Regions from separate parts of the Homo sapiens genome. Here region 1 is linked to region 2. The links are chromatin loops, found by intact Hi-C in ENCODE. Cell type or tissue: Calu3. All regions are shown on one strand. Region 1 overlaps CUBN (cubilin). Region 2 overlaps CUBN (cubilin).

Region 1 (5,000 bases), 150 kb before region 2:
AGAGAGATAAAGAGAAAGGATTTAACTGCAGGTCCATGAACCAGAATCTCCTCTCAAATCTTATGTCATTTTGCAATAGTTAAGCACTTAGTGATAAAATAAAGACAATCTTCTTAGCACTTGCTACAGGGGAATGCCTGTAGACTGCAATATGACCATAATTCACAGAGATTACCACTATTATTTCATAAGAAATTGAGGCAGAGGGAGTTAGTACATTGTCTGGGTAAACAGTTAACAGGAAGGACCAAAATTTAAACCTAGGCAATCTTATCCCAGGGGTTTCCAAACACTCAGATCTCCCAGACATAGAAAATAGAAAGCTAGTAACAGTTGGTTTAAAGATTCTTCAGCAGGGTGCGGTGGCTCACGCCTGTAATCCCAGGACTTTGGGAGGCCGAGGTGGGCAGATCACCTGAGGTCAAGAGTTCGAGACCAGCCTCTACCTCTAGAAAAGAGACTTCTGCTAAATCAGTAACTAATCAATTGGTTTCACCACATGGTGAAAACCCATCTCTACTAAAAAAAGAAATAAAAAATTAGCCGGGTGTGGTGGCACGCACCTGTAGTCCCAGCTACTCGGGAGGCTGAAGCAGGAGAATTGCTTGAACCTGGGAGGCGGAGGTTGCAGTGAGCTGAGATCATGCCACTGCAGTCCAGCCTGGGTGACAGAGTGAGACTCCATCTCAAAAAAAACAAAAACAAAAATAAAAAAGATTCTTAAACATTGTTGGGAGGTGTTGGGACAGGTGGCAAAGTAAACTTTTAGTAATGAAGTCTCCTGGATCAAATGCTCAAATATGTGTATGAACTGTTTTAAAGTTCCATAATCCTCAAGAGTCTAATTAAATTCTCTATACAAATATTCTATGTAAAGATGGGAGGACAAAGAGGAAAGAAAACAATATGAGAAGGAAAGTAGAGAGAGATGCGGGGAATATAAATGTCTATGGGGGGGATGGATAATTCAATTTCTCTTTAATTTTAATCATTTATTGTTATTTTCCTATGACTTTATCTTAGTGAGCCGTTCCAAAGGCAACTTTGGAATGCTCAGAAATGTCATATATTAATGAATCAGCTTTTATGTAAATATATACTGATGTCGTAAATTGCATGGAACATATTTATACCAAAAAATATTCATTTATTGGAAACTCACATTTATTTGGGCATGCTGTATTTTTATTTGCTAAGTCTGGCCTCCCGACTTGAATGCATGGATGGTGCTCCCTGCATTCTTATTCTCCATTTCTGGCCACACTCATTGCTCTCCTCTTCCTTAGAAACTGCCAAAAAGCTGCCACCCCAGCAATTGGTTCTGGGGCCCACCACAGGCAAGCCGAATCCTGTGCCTGGAGGTTGGTTCTTGATGCCTTTCAAACAGTCAAATGCTAATTTCCCACAATGTCGTTCATACATTGTCATCCATGAACATTACTAAGCTCCTTGTACCTCACTGTGTCTTGTTAAAATAGCTCTTTTCCTTTGTAGAATGGCATGGGAGGGAGGCCTGGCCACGCAGGCACGCCCTGTTCCTTGTCTCTGACCCCTGGCACCAACAGTCATTTCCCCCATGAGAGCTTTTCTTGCCAATTCTGCTCAAGTCCGGCAATCGGCAACCTCTGGGCCTGGCCCTACCTCTCCATCAGATGTGCCCTGGCATGTGGGGATAGGCTTAGGCTTCTGGGACTCCTCTACCCTCCTCCTCCCCTAGCTCCCATGCTCAGATCATAGAAGTTCCCATTAAGCTGCAGAGATAAGGCTAAAGCAGCTTTAACAATGACAAGGGCTTAAAACAACATTGCTTATTTGATTATCATTGGACTTAAATCTTCTAGTAACAAAGCACCCACTGCTAGCTTACGCATAGTGTAATAATTACCACATTTTGTTGGAAATTCAAGTGTGGCTATGAAAGAAATGCCACTGTATTATATTATATAACTACGCTTTTTATGGATAGAAGACATATTGCCCTTTGTAAGATAATAATAATGATCATAGACTGTGAGGTGTGGACACTGGATTGCGTGTGGGGTTATATAATCCTAGAGAGCATTCAGAGTTATCAGTGTAGCCCACGTTGCCTGTGCTTCATGGCAGGTCCAATTGGACAGATGATGAATGGATTTGCTGATCTCTCCCTTTACCTTCTTGAACTAACTCCATTACCTTTGGCTTATACACATCTGACCTTTGAAAATGCTGTTTGATGACCTGATAACACAAGAATTTATAGTGCTAGGCTTACCAGATAATAAGTTGTGATTCACCAACATTGTATTTACTCAATCCACCACTTGGAGCACAGCAGAGTGATTTTCTCCCGAGACTCCAGTCAGTAAATTTGCATTGCTGGCTGACGATTCCAAGTTAACATCGTTGATTTGTAATTTGAATTATTTTTCTCATTGATATTAAGAGACAGGCACTGGCCCCAAAGCGCGTGCCCTGACATTGTGCTCTTGTGTAACCAACAGTTGTCACTGCCCACCTGAGACGTACGGACCCCAGTGTGCATCCAAATATGACGACTGTGAAGGGGGTTCTGTGGCACGCTGTGTCCATGGCATCTGTGAGGATTTAATGCGAGAGCAAGCTGGAGAGGTGGGTCCCTTCCCCAAATGTGCCTCCTTGCAGAGAGCCATGGTTAGTAGCTCCTCCTCCTCCTATGCCCACTGCATACAAGCACTACCTGGAGCTTACAGAGGTGAAGTCACTTCCTGTCTGTAAGTAGGACATAGGCGAGGAGGGGAGATGAACTATGCAGGAAGTAGGACCCAGAGATTAAGATGTCATTATGTAAAATAGGATTTTTTTTTTTTTTTTTTTTTGAGATGGAGCCTCACTCTGTCACCCAGGCTGGAGTGCAGTGGCACGATCTCAGCTCACTGCAACCTTCACCTCCCAGGTTCAAGCAATTCTCGTGACTCAGCCTCCTGAGTAGCTGGGATTACAGGAGCATGCCAACATGCCTGGCTAATTTTGGTATTTTTAGTAGAGACGGGGTTTTGCCATGTTGGCCAGGATGATCTCGAACTCCTGACCTCAGGTGATCCACCCGCCTCAGCCCCGCAAAGCGCTGCGATTACAGGCATGAGCCACCGTGCCCGGCCGAAATGGGACCATTTTTATTATCCCGTCATGACTCTCTCTGAGATAAGACCTTCTCTTGGCCTTGTAAGTTTTATTTTAACAGTGACAAAACACAGGAATATAAAAGGACCAGTCTTGTTGGCAACATGTGGTTTCAAGGAGTCTGACTTTTCCCGGCCTGGGTCTCTGGAACTGCTGCAGACTCTAAGAGCCCACTCCCCAGAACGACCCTCCATGCCCTGCGTCCTGATGACTTTGACTCCTGACCCTCAAGGTTGTCCAGTCTTGGCTGGCTTGGCTCTTCATGAGAACTTCAATTCTTTATTTTTAGTTGTATTTTTTCTACCCATGTGATGGAAAATAATTCCCGTCCAATGATGGGGATGGAAGGGTTGAGGAGGTGGGTAGGAGGAAGAACTTTCCAAAGAAAAACAAACGGAATTGATTTTCCAAGGTCTGTGCCTACATGGGTGTTTTTCCCTCTAAAAACATAGCAGGCTGAGTTGATTGACTTTAATTATATTGACTTACAGTTCTTGATTGTTGTTACTCTTTCCCTGGCATCTTTGGGAGAAATTATAGCTTGCTTTTACTCTGAAATAAAGATGTTTCCCTTTTTGCATGGTCTGGTCTAAATGCTTAATCATATGGGAAGAAAAAGAGAAGCCAGTGGATTGGCCTTATGGAAATGAACGTTAGAGGATAAACAGTTAGGGGCTTGATGAAATGTTCAAAGGCTTTTCTTGCTGATTTTCATGATTGTCTTTATTCACGCTGTTGTCATCCTGCCAGCCCAAGTACAGCTGCGTCTGTGATGCTGGGTGGATGTTTTCACCCAACAGCCCTGCCTGCACGCTGGACAGAGACGAGTGCAGCTTCCAGCCCGGGCCTTGCTCCACACTTGTGCAGTGTTTCAACACTCAAGGCTCTTTCTACTGTGGGGCCTGTCCAACAGGTACATTCTCAGGGCCACAAGCCAGGCTCTGCATGCCAGGTTGGCGAGGTGCCAGAACCAATTTTCTTTCACTATTGATGAGTAAGAAGACAATTCTTAGGAGGTGTTCAAATCCAGTTTTGTGTCCTGGTTCTGCTCGACGATCTCACTGCTATCACAATTCCACGTCAAAAGGGGGAGGCTTGTCCAAAACTGTGCTAGAGTCAGACTTTGGGGCAAGGTTAGCCATAGAATTTGTAAGTTAGACACTGCATTGCAGTGACCACCAACTGACCAGATTTGAGATCAAAAGAGATACTCTAGTCCCACCTTTCATACTAACCAGATGTTTGTACACATGGGGAAATTATTTGACCTCTTTGCATCTCCACCACAGTCTAGTAGCTCTTGCCTGGGTGTGTCATTAGAGTATCTTGCGGCCTTGACCTAAACAGAGGTATCCAGCTCCATTATGCCCTGCAGCAACTGAATCTCCAGGGATGCCATATGTTGAGTCATGGAAAACATGGGCTCCGTTAGTCAAAGACTGCCTGTGTTTGAATCCGAGGGCATCTTTTGTTTTATGAGATAGTCATCATATATTCCACACATTTTTTTTTTTGTAGGATGCCTACTATGAGCAAAGCACTGTGCTGGGTGCATTGGTAGGCAATTAGCCAGACCTCAGGTTCATCTGCGCTCCAGGGATGTTCTTAGAAATGGAGCCACAAAGATAATGTAATAATAGTAGCTGGTTTTGTTTTGTTTTGTTGTTGTTGTTTTGAGACAGAGTCTCTCCCTGTCACCCAGGCTGGAGTACAGTGGCATGATCTCAGCTCACTGCAACCTCCACCTCCTGGGTTCAAGCGATTCTCCTGCCTCACCCTCCCGAGTAGCTGGGATTACAGGCACACCTCACCACACCCGGCTAATTTTTGTATTTTTAGTAGAGATGGGGTTTGCCATG
Region 2 (5,000 bases):
CTGAGTATTAAAGTGACCTCTGACTGACAGTTAAATTGCTTAATTAGAGCCTTTCTTCTAAGTCTTCGATTCATGTAGCTCTGCAAGCTCTTATTGATCTCCTAGAAAGGCTGCTTGTAGCTCAGTGTGAGAGCAGGAAGAGGAAAGTCCGTTCAGCAGCACCAGCTGGCCCCTGGAGATTCCTGACCTCTGCTTCCAGCATCCTCTTTGCTCAGATCATTGGAATGTCTGCTTTGTGAGAATCAGCAAGGAGCAGCTCAAAGCAAGCCGACCATGGTCCAGGTCCTGCCTCTCATTTGGAGGAAAACACAAACGAGGGCTAACAGAGCCTGGTACCAAAAAGCAAAAGCAAAAGCAATATGATTAGTAACTTCTGAAGCTTTTTGTGGCTATCTAGGAGAAAGAAAGAAAAGTGTCTGATGTGATCCGGAAAAAAAAAAAATTCCCTGTGCTCCCACCCAAAGCTGCAATGTCTGTTGTTGTTCCATTATTCGACAATAAAATGCAGGGTGGAACAGGGCAGATACCTAACGCAGCATCCTCTTTTGTTGTATTTTTGTAATACACCACCCATGATGTGTTTCCTTTTAAAACACTGATGGTTTCCAAAGCAGAGCAAACAGACACAGGAATAATAGAACTCTGGGTTTCAAAGAGATGATGGAAACAAGTCTTCTTTAAATATTTACTGTTTTACAAACAAATCCATGACAGAAACCAGTCTCTCTCTCTCCCCTCCTCTTCCTCTCTCCCTCTCTTTTCCTCTCTCTCTCTTTTCCTCTCTCTCTCTCCCTGTCTTTCTGTCCCTCTTTCTTTCCCTCTTCCTCTTGCTCTCTCTCCCTCTCTTCCTCTTTCCCCCTCTCTCTCCCTCTGTCTCTCCTTCTCTCTCTCTCCCTGTCTCTCCTTCTCTCTCTCTCCCTCTGTCTCTCCTTCTCTCTCTCTCCCTCTGTCTCTCCTTCTTTCTCTCTCCGTCTCTCCTTCTCTCTCTTTCTCCCTCCTTCTCTTCTTATCTTTCCCTTTCTTTGTTCCTCTCTCTCCCTCTCCCTTTTTGTCTCTTTCTCTCTCTCCTCCCTGTATCTCTCTCTCACTCTCTCTTTCTTCCCTCCCTCCTTTACGCCCCACCACAGGAATTTTTGTTTCCATCTGATACTTGAGGATGATCTTTTTCAAACGTTTATCTTGTGACTTGCATTTGTATTAACATGCTTAGCTACTTTGCTTCCTGGTGCGGGTGTCTTATTAACAACCAAATGCTGAGCCAGTGCTTTGAATCTGCAAGATGAAGGAAGAGTTGAGTTGAAGCCACAGCTCTCAATCTGTGGACACGGGTTTGGTTTGGCTTGGTTTCCATTTCAGCTCAGACTCTCCTTAAATGTTTATTTGTGAAAGTAAAACGAGCATCTTAGATTTCTTCTCATGTCAACATTTCCAGGAATCTTTGAGTCAGTGCTCGCAACAACTGCAAGTTTTTAGAGTTTATAGTCTCTTGTAAGATGTGAAGACTGAGTGGGAGAGTGTAGAACAAAGAAATAGGGGTGAACGCATCGTGATATGAGATGTGGGGTTGTGAATTGAACTTAGTATTGAATTTCCAAGGAGCGTAACTGGAAAAAAATCACTGACAAAGGAAACTGATGCTTCCTCCTTCCTCAGCCCCAAGAAGAGATGCTATAATGAGTAATATTTTCATTTCCTTCCGCATTCACATTTATGACTGTAACAGCTTGTATAATTTCCTGAGGGATTTCCCTCCCTATCACTTAATGTTTCCTCTATTTTGGAGAAGTTCGTATTCCAAAGTGGCAATTCCATTAGCAGGTATACCGCCATATTATAACATGTGAAAATACCTCATGGACTCTCGATCCTCAAAATCACTTTGCACCTCCATGTGAATTATCTCTCCTGTGCCCTAAATGTCTTATTCTTCACCACATTTTTGCACCCTGCTAAGATCAAAGGCAATCCAGGGCAGGAGACCTGTGTTACCATCTGGAGTTAAAAATGTAGCAAAGCGGGACTGGCACAGTGGCTCATGCCTGTAATCCCAGCACTTTGAAAGGCCAAGGTGGGTGGATCATTTGAGGTCAAGAGTTCAAGACCAGCCTGGCCAACATGGTGAGACCCTGTCTCTACTAAAAATACGAAATGTAGCTGGGTGTACTGGTGCATGCCTGTAATCCCAGCTACTTTGGAGGCTGAGACATGAGAATTGCTTGAACCTGGGAGACAGAGGCTACAGTGAGCCGAGATTGCACCACTGCACTCCATTCTGGGCGACAGAGCGAGACTCTGTCTCAGAAAAAAAAAAATGTAGTAAAGCATAAGGGTCCAGGTGAGAAGGAGGCCACACTAGACCAGAGAATGGCGGTTGGACCAGAGAAGGACAAGGAGGAGCTTTATATCTGAATCCAGGAATAGAATCAAGTTTATGTGGCAACGATAGAAGTTCTGGGTTTATGTATTGACCCCAGACACTGTGCTCTTTGTTACCCATTCTGCTAAGTGAGCCATGCTGGGAATCCCATGCACGTTCACTGGAATGGAATGCAGGACAGATGCCAACCACTTGGAAAGCCACGGGAGCCCAATATAAGACTTTCTCAAATGCTACTGAGGATGCTTGATTGCAGGTTCAGATGCAAAGGATGGGGGACTCCCACCCTATTTCCAGAGCTGCTGTGGTTTTCTTTCTTGGAGACCGTGAATATCTCACTTAGCTTCACAGAATCATGGTCTCTCAACATTCTAACTGAATGAATACAACTTGATTTCACCTTTTCTCTAGGTTTAATCATACTTGGTCGGACGTCAGACAGATGGGGTTTGTATATTGGCTCTGCACTGCTAAGCGTGTGATTGGGCAAGTCATGTATGTTTTCAGAGCTCAGTTTTCCCTGCTGCAAAGTGGAACTGTAAGAATCAAATGTAAACAAATGTATTTAAGTACCTATCAGTGTCTGGTTCAGATAAGTATTTGCTGCTATTCCTAATTTTTCTATTACAATGACTCCTGCTTCTATTACTATTAACGCTATGTTAAAGATCTTAAGGAATCTTTTAAAAAAATTTTCTCCCTGAGCAAGATGAAACTTAGTAAACAAGATAAAAAATCCAGTAGAAAAAAATTCCTCACTTCCTACTTTCCAACAATCTCAGGGAATATATTCCTGTTTTTTTTTTTTTTTTAGAAATAAAAATACAGATATTACTGAGGAAGCTACAATTCATTTCCCCCTCAGTCATGAGGGGTGCAAACGATGACTGACATTTCAGTCAGGTGGTCACGAGCCATTTAATCACCCCAGGGTTTTGATTACAGCAGAGAGGGGCAGCCGCTGAAGTGCTCTGCATCACGTCCACGTCAATCACGTGGTCTTTAGTGCTTAGGCAAAGCATGCGTGATTACTGGTCTTTATTTCGTGCAATTTAAAAATGTATGCTCAGCTTTACTTTAGTATGTGATGTTACATTTTAGAAAGCGCACGCTGTGCACTGAGTTGTTTTGAGACTGAATGGAAGGAAGACACAAATGGAAGGCAGGGGAAATTTCAGGGTGTTGTAGTGGCCTAGGCAAGATGTAATGAGGCCCCACACCAAGACACCAGAGAGGGACATGGATGAAGTAGAGGGAAGGAGCCAAGCGATACATCGGACAAACAGATGTTAGAACATGCTGATCCACTACATGTAGCAGGGATGGGGGCGGTTCCCCAAACGGTCTGGCCGTTGGGTACATGCTTCCGGCATTTACTGTGGCAAGAAATGTAGGTAAGGGAGAAATGAGAGGGACAGGAAGAGGGCTTCAGTTTGAGACACTGATTTTCGGGGTTTGTGGAACATGGAAGAGATGATGTCTACGATACAGTTGTCTATACAAGCCTAGGGCTTAGGGGAGAGGACTGGGGCACAGTTGTAGATATTAGGCAATGAACAGATGCTTTGGAGATCTTAAAACAGAAGCCACGTCCATTAAACTTGATACATTCCTGGCGGCAGCAAGAGGCTAGATTAACTGGCGTTAGTAGCCATCTGGCTTGGGTGCTGCAGTGCTGTTATATGAATAGTGCCCTTTCATGTCTGTATGTAATCACTTATGCGTCCGAGTGATGAAACACTAAAGAACTTTTAATATAGATTTTATTTTTAAACCTTACATGCTCCTCATATTAAATTTGTAGAATACAGAAAAGAAGAAATAAGAAATTATTGCCATCCTTAGTATTACAATATAGATACAAGCTATTGAAATTTTGGTTTATTTCCCTCACAAACACACACATACAAATATATACACGCACTCATGTACACACAAACATGCATAGTTAAGATAATATTATATATAATTTTGTATCTTGCCTTTTTCACTTCATATTATTTGAAATTTTCTTAAATAGTTTCTTTGGCTAGTCAATGAAATGGACGTGCTGTAATTCAGTTAGCCACGCTTTATTATTAACCATTTGGATTATTAATGGGTTTTTTCTTTTCTTGTTATAACAATGCTATGAGGAGTATCTTTATATGTGAATCTTAGTACATTTCCTATTATTTCCTTTATATAGCTTTTCTTTTCTTTATTGAACACTCTACTATGAAATATTTTAAGTATGTAGAGAAATACCGACTATATAATGCATACAAAGTATATAACATACAAAAACTTCTCCCTGTCCAGACTGGCCAAATCTTCATATTTTGCCACATTTGCTTCAAGTTCTTTTGTTTTCTCCCAAACAGAAATGAACTGTTCAAGACACAGGTGAAGTCCCACATGCTCCTATCATTGATCCCATGCCCTGTTCCCCGTCCCAGAGGAAACTGCTAATGAGATTTCTGGTTTGTGATTCCCATGAAGGTTTTTATAGTTTTTTCATTATATGCATATATCCATACACACTATGAAATATTATTTTGCATATTTTAAGACTTTATGTACATCATGTCACACGCTACATATCCTTCTTCAACTTGCTCTATTCACTCATTATTCTGTTTTT

The links. Hi-C counts contacts between places; a loop is a spot of excess contacts. Peaks named below come from ENCODE experiments on the same cell type or tissue, not always from the same donor. Only the 100,000 strongest peaks of a DNase experiment are listed, where the experiment ranks them.
Region 1: it touches region 2 in a loop (3-fold over the local background); 2 of 110 quality-filtered maps call a loop at or near these places.

Annotation. Positions count from the first base shown.
Region 1 is chr10:17,113,081-17,118,080 of GRCh38, reverse strand. It overlaps CUBN (cubilin), which reads left to right. Exons shown (of 67, transcript NM_001081.4): 7 at 2,484-2,610; 8 at 3,892-4,054. Among named protein-coding and RNA genes, the nearest start is that of CUBN, 14 kb to the left of the region's middle. RefSeq lists an enhancer at 1,714-2,913. In Calu3, no CTCF peak of the experiment used is centred here; DNase peaks (open chromatin) are centred at 2,320 and 2,680.
Region 2 is chr10:16,963,766-16,968,765 of GRCh38, reverse strand. All of the region lies in intron 31 of CUBN (cubilin), which reads left to right. Among named protein-coding and RNA genes, the nearest start is that of RSU1, 150 kb to the right of the region's middle. RefSeq lists an enhancer at 1-376. In Calu3, no CTCF peak of the experiment used is centred here; DNase peaks (open chromatin) are centred at 215 and 2,525.